Linked DNA regions of Homo sapiens: region 1 is linked to region 2. A link is a loop called in an ENCODE intact Hi-C map of the cell type or tissue named here. Cell type or tissue: IMR-90. All regions are shown on one strand. Each heading gives the region's core, and the rest is flanking DNA. Links, peaks and the distances in the headings are about the cores only.

Evidence for each region. Peaks named below come from ENCODE experiments on the same cell type or tissue, not always from the same donor. Only the 100,000 strongest peaks of a DNase experiment are listed, where the experiment ranks them.
Region 1: a loop joins it to region 2, with 2.2 times the contacts of the local background. A loop is called at or near these places in 2 of 110 quality-filtered maps.

The regions. Positions count from the first base shown.
Region 1 is chr7:147,430,394-147,433,319 of GRCh38, reverse strand. All of the region lies in intron 10 of CNTNAP2 (contactin associated protein 2), which reads right to left. Among named protein-coding and RNA genes, the nearest start is that of MIR548F4, 54 kb to the right of the region's middle. In IMR-90, for the core only: a CTCF peak has its summit at 1,080 (motif pointing left); no DNase peak of the experiment used is centred there.
Region 2 is chr7:147,244,053-147,246,978 of GRCh38, reverse strand. The region is part of intron 8 of CNTNAP2 (contactin associated protein 2); the gene reads right to left. Among named protein-coding and RNA genes, the nearest start is that of MIR548F4, 130 kb to the left of the region's middle. In IMR-90, for the core only: a CTCF peak has its summit at 1,500 (motif pointing left); no DNase peak of the experiment used is centred there.

The DNA of each region.
Region 1 (2,926 bases), core at 137-2,636, 190 kb before region 2:
TGAGGTAGAGAAAAATAATAATGCATTTATCGCCTAAACAAATTTGTCTTAAAATGAATGCAAATTATTCGCCCACGGAACTTAACAACTCTGAAAAAATAGTATTTTAGAGGATGATGGTTGAAGATTTAAAAATTATGATATAAAAGAGGCGTCACGACACAGGGGAAAGATTCAGCACTCTGCGGATGGCCACTATAACAAGGACATTTTTTAGTGCAATGCTGATTTCAAATGTCCTGTGCTGCTGGTGAGCCAGGTAGCAGTCCTTGTGCCTGATTATCTACCTTTCTGTTTTGAAATGAATCATACATGTCACTGCCAGGCACCAGTGTTTTAGAGCTTATGTGTTACATCCTTGTTAAAGGCTATTGGGTGTGATAAATATTCAAATAACCATGCGAATGCATATTTAATCATAAACTTAGGTAAGTGCCAGTGAAGGAAAGCAGCACAGCTCTAAGAGTGCATGAAAACCTAAAGGGCTTTGGGGTTTAGGAAAGGCCTCTGTAGGGAGGTGATGTCTGGGCTGTGTTTGCAGGATGAAGGGGGGTTAAGTGAAATGGGCAGGATGTTCCAGAAAGAACACTGGGTGACACTGGATGACAGGAGGAGCATATGATTTCAAAAAACACTGTGACTGTGGTTGGGAGATTAGGAGGATGAGAGGAGAGAAATTGTGTGGAAATATGCTGGAACTATCAGCAAGGTCCAAATGGGGTTTCTTGGTGCTCACTGGACAAATCTTTGCTGGGCAAATTTTGTGAAGCATATTTTAGATAACCAATGAGACTCACAACATGTAGCTAATGTGGGAAGTAGTGATATTGATAAATAATACTTAATGTCATACACTTTGGGCATACAACTGAACTAATAATTTCCTTGGTAGAAAACTTCAGCATGATTTCTATTTTTTAAAAAACACAGCTTTGTCTCTTATCTTCCTTCTAAAGCTGCGATTCTCAGTAAGGGCTGATTTGGCCTCCTTATCCCTCCCAAGAGCTATTTGGCAATGTCTGGACACAATTTGCTTGTCACAACTGGAGGGGGTGCTATGCCATCTAGTGGGTATAGGCCAGGAATGCTCACCAAACATCTCACAATGCACAGAGACCCCCACAGCAGGAAATTATGTAGCTCAAAATGTCAATAGGGCTGAGGTTAAGAAACTCGGTTCTAAAGTGTTTTAACAATTTAAAGAGTTTTCCATGGTCTCTTGACCTAATGCACAAGATAGATATTTGTGAATTTTCCTACACAGAAAACAAGGGGCGCAGGTCAGATTTCAGGATATAAGAAATGGGAAATGCATTTGAGATGCATGTTAAACAAACCCAGATATACTGAAAGGCAAGTCTTCACTGGGAATTAAATTTGGGAGTTTTTAGAGTACTCAGAAATCAAATCCATGGAAGAAGTTAAAGAACAAAGAGAAAGTGCTTAGTGCAGAGCCTTCAGGAACTTCTAATTGCCAACTAGGTAAAGGAGAATAAGCCTAGAAAAGGAAATTAGCAGGGGCAGGCAGAACTCAAAAAGATAGAGAAAAACAAGAGTGGGATGTCATGGAAACCAACATAAGAAATTGTTTCAAGAAAGATAAACTGATTTACAGTGCCAAACATATCCCAGAGAAAAAAACAAGGAGAGGACTGAAAAGTCTATTTTATTAAGAGACATGGCGGTCATTAGTGACCTTTGTGGAGGGCTGTCTTGGTTGAGTGATGGAGGTGAAAGCCAGATTGGAGCGGTCCAGGATTAAGTGGCAGTGTGGAGCTAGAGACAACTCTTGTACAAGTCTTTATTGTAAAGAGAAGCAGAGGTTGTAGGGGCACATGTGTGAAATCAAGATTAATATGGGACAGACTCAAGTATGTTTAAAGGCTGATGGCAGTGATTTGGTTTGAAGCTAGCAGTGCAATATACAGGGAAAAGTTTATAGTTTAAAGTTTCTCAGAAGCTATTAAAGGGACAGGTTCCAAAAGAGATAGAGAGACACCATCTCTATTGTCACAGGAGGGAAAGAATAAGAAAATTTATTGATTGTTTTACATGGAATTCATTAAAGGTTTGTGACCAGATATGTAAGAAGAAATATTTATCAAATAAAAGAAAAATGAGAAGTGGTTGACATTAATCACTTTTCAATTGCTCAAACCAACCTAATCATGAATTCAACAAGCCAGTCATACCATATGACCTGCGCTTCTCCTAACCTTCTGTTGCCCATGCTGTTCCCTTCATCCCATGTATCTTTTTTTTTTTTTTTGAGATGGAGTCTCACTCTGTCGCCCAGCCTGGAGTGCAGGAGGGGCGTGATCTCGGCTTACTGCAAGCTCCGCCTCTCAGGTTCACGCCATTCTCCTGCCTCAGCCTCCCGAGTAGCTGAGACTAGGCCCGGCTAATTTTTTGTATTTTCAGTAGAGACGGTGTCTCACTGTGTTAGCCAGGATGGTCTCGATCTCCTGACCTCGTGATCCACCCACTTTGGCCTCCCAAAGTGCTGCGGTTACAGGTGTGAGCCACTGTGCCCGGCTCCTTCAACCCATGTATCTTACCTACTCTGAGTTCTCTGGGAATGTTTCTCTGCACCCTATAATGCTCCCTCCTCCTCTGTGTCCTAGTTGGACTCATCATAATGTACTGTAATTATTTCTTTACTGTTTAATTGCTGCACTAGACTATGATCTCCTTCAGGGCATGCTCACATCACATGTAGAGCACTGGTGGGTGGTGCCTGGCAAAGACAGTTGATAAACACTTGCTGAGGGGATTAGTTTTCCTCTTTATTTTTCAGGTAAACATCTTCCCATTGGATTGCTAGCTTGTACTGGCAAAAGATATATGCACATGTACCTCTGAGAATACTTTTGAATAACCTCTTAGAATACAGGTTTCTCTAAGTATCTTCACTGAACAGATGGGT
Region 2 (2,926 bases), core at 137-2,636:
TCAGTGATTGAGTCTCAGAAACTTTTTTGTTGGGTTTAGATTATGTTCTTTACTGTAACTTTCCAAAATAATTTGCCTTTCTTTCATTTTTCTATTTTGTCATACAAGTTTTTAGCAACTATTTTTAGTGTCACTATACAGAAACAGCATGATGTTTGATTTTATCTTGTAACTTGGTTAGGCCATGGTGGTCAGACATCACTCTGGATATTTCTGTGAGGTTATTTTAGGATGAGATTTACATTTAAGTTGCTGATTTTTAGTAAAGCAAATCACCTTCTGCTATGATCTGAATGTTTGCGTACCTCTAAAATTCATATGTGGAAGCCTAGTCACTAATGTGATATTAGGAGGCAGGACTCTTGGGAGGCGATTAGATTATGAGAACAGAACCCTCATGAGTGTAATTAATGCCCTTAGAGGCCCAGAGAATTGGCTTGCCTCTTCCATCGTATGAGGACACAGCAAAAAGACAACTCTCTACTAACCAAGAAATGGGACCTCACCAGACACTGAATCTGCCAGCAGCTTGGACTGCCCAGCCTCTAGAACTGTGAGAAATACATTTCTGTTGCATGCTATTTTGTTATAGAAGCCTGGAGAAACTAAGACATCCTTCTTATTGAGGTGAGGGTAGAGGGAGGAGAGTTCATCCAATCAGCTGAAGGCCTGAACAGAACCAAAGGTTGACCTCCCCAGGCAAGAGGATATTTAGTGAGCAGACAAGCCTTCAGATTTGATTTGCAGTAGTCTTTCTTCCCTGGGCCTCCAACGTGCTGGCCCACCTGCAAATTTTGGATATGCTATCTGCCATAATTACATGAGTCACTTCTTTAAAATAAATCTCATATATATGCCATATATATGTGTGTATATATATATATGCCATATATATGTATATATATATATGCCATATATATGTGTATATATATATGCACGTTATATGTGTATGTGTGAGTCTTATTTATATATAAGATTTTACAGAATTGTAAATATGTGTATATGTAAATATATATGCATGCATATATTTGTATATATAAATATATACATGTGTGCATATATATGTGTATACACACACACAGATACATATATCCTATTGGTTCTGTTTTCCTGAAGAACAATGACTAATGCAAACAATGACCAAAATTTGAAGATAAAAGCTGAAAGGAATTGGATTTTATTCTACAATGAAATTTTTTTTTTTTTTTTTTTTTTTTGAGACAGAGTCTTACTCTTTTGCCTAGGCTGGAGTGCAGTGGCATGATCTCAGCTTACTGCCAACATGCCACGCTAACTTTTGTATTTTTAGTAGAGATGGGGGTTTCAACCAGGTTGGCCAGGCTGGTCTTGAACTCCTGACCTCGTGCTCCACCCACCTTGGCCTCCCGACGTGCTAAGATTACAGGCATGAGCCACCGCGCCCAGCCTCTAAGATGAAATTTTATTTGAGATCTAGATCAATGAAAGCAAATGGGTTTCCTCTCAAGTGCTCCCTCTAGTGGACTGGCAGTGGCTGTCTGGACCAACCCGGGATGAAACAGCAACTGATGCTCTGTGGAGGCTGAGGTGGATTGAGGGGGCCACAGGGCTTATTTGCTACCCCACAGAGAGACGACTCCCTCCATCCCAGTAATACACTGAGGAAGGTCATTTTGTGCACAATGCATTCTCTAGAGAATTCCACTTTACACCGAGGTTTTTATTTTTAATTTTTTATTTTTTTAGAAAAGGGATATTTTCCTCTCATTTAATGGCATGATTAAAATAATTCCTTCCCAAAATGAGAATTAATACTCTTCTGAGGGCCAGCAAGGGCAAAAAAGAACAATATAATTTCTGAGTTTAGACAAAAGCAAAATTATTTTTGAAGTCGTCTAAGTATTTGGGGAAGTTGCAAAATTAAACCTCCAGAGGTTTAATGTCTTCTAAACATTTCCCTTTTAATCCCCTAAGGCCCTCTAGAAATTTCGTTTTCAGTGCCTTTTGTGGCCATATAATAAAAGTTTTCTACACTGAGGTCACTTTACCCAGCTTTACTTTCTAGAGTAAATTTTTTAATGTTGTGGACTCATATAGCTTATTAAAATGAGTAGTACTAAGAATCTAAGAAATAAGTATCTTCTATATGAGAAAACAGTCTGAGAACTATCTCTTTGCATTATATTTTTAAACAAATGATTAAAAAATATATGGGCAATAGGAAGTGATTACTTGGCCTGATCATGCTGACACCACAAAATTACAACCTCTCTTCAATCAGGTCTTAGCTCACAGAAGTCTTAAAAATCTGCTCTCCATCTACTTACCCTGCTTATCATATCATCTACCTATTTGTTATGTGTATCTCTCCCACTAAAATGTAAGTTCCTGGTGGATCATCACTTCATCTTTCTTGTTCATTGGTGTATCATCAGGACCTAAACTGGTGCCTGGCATTTACATGGAAGAAATATTTGTCCAGTGAATGGGTGGATGACTGGACTGCTTTATATTGTCAAGATTTAATCAGCCATTAAGAGAAAATTACAAGGAAATCTGAGAATTATATATCTATTTTGGAGACAAAAACTAACATTTAATATATATTTTTTTAACATATAGGGTGCTTAGTAAAGTCTACTCCTTGCAAAGAAACGTCATTTTCTTTTTATTGGCTAATGAAGGCTGCTGGCCCCTGATCTCCCAACGGGAGCTGATAAAGCGGAGATGTTCAGAAGTGGCTTTTCTTTAACCCTTCCACACTCTGTGGAGAGTAGGTTGGGTTCCTGTGTGTATCAGATAACTTTGTATATTTGAAATAGGTCTTGCCAGACCCAGGATGAAATGTACAAAGAGCAAGAATGGGAAAATGCAGCATAGTCCCCAAAGGGTGAAGTGTCTTGGGAGAGAATGACAGTTGAAGAATTTAGATTTATTAAGTCAAGAA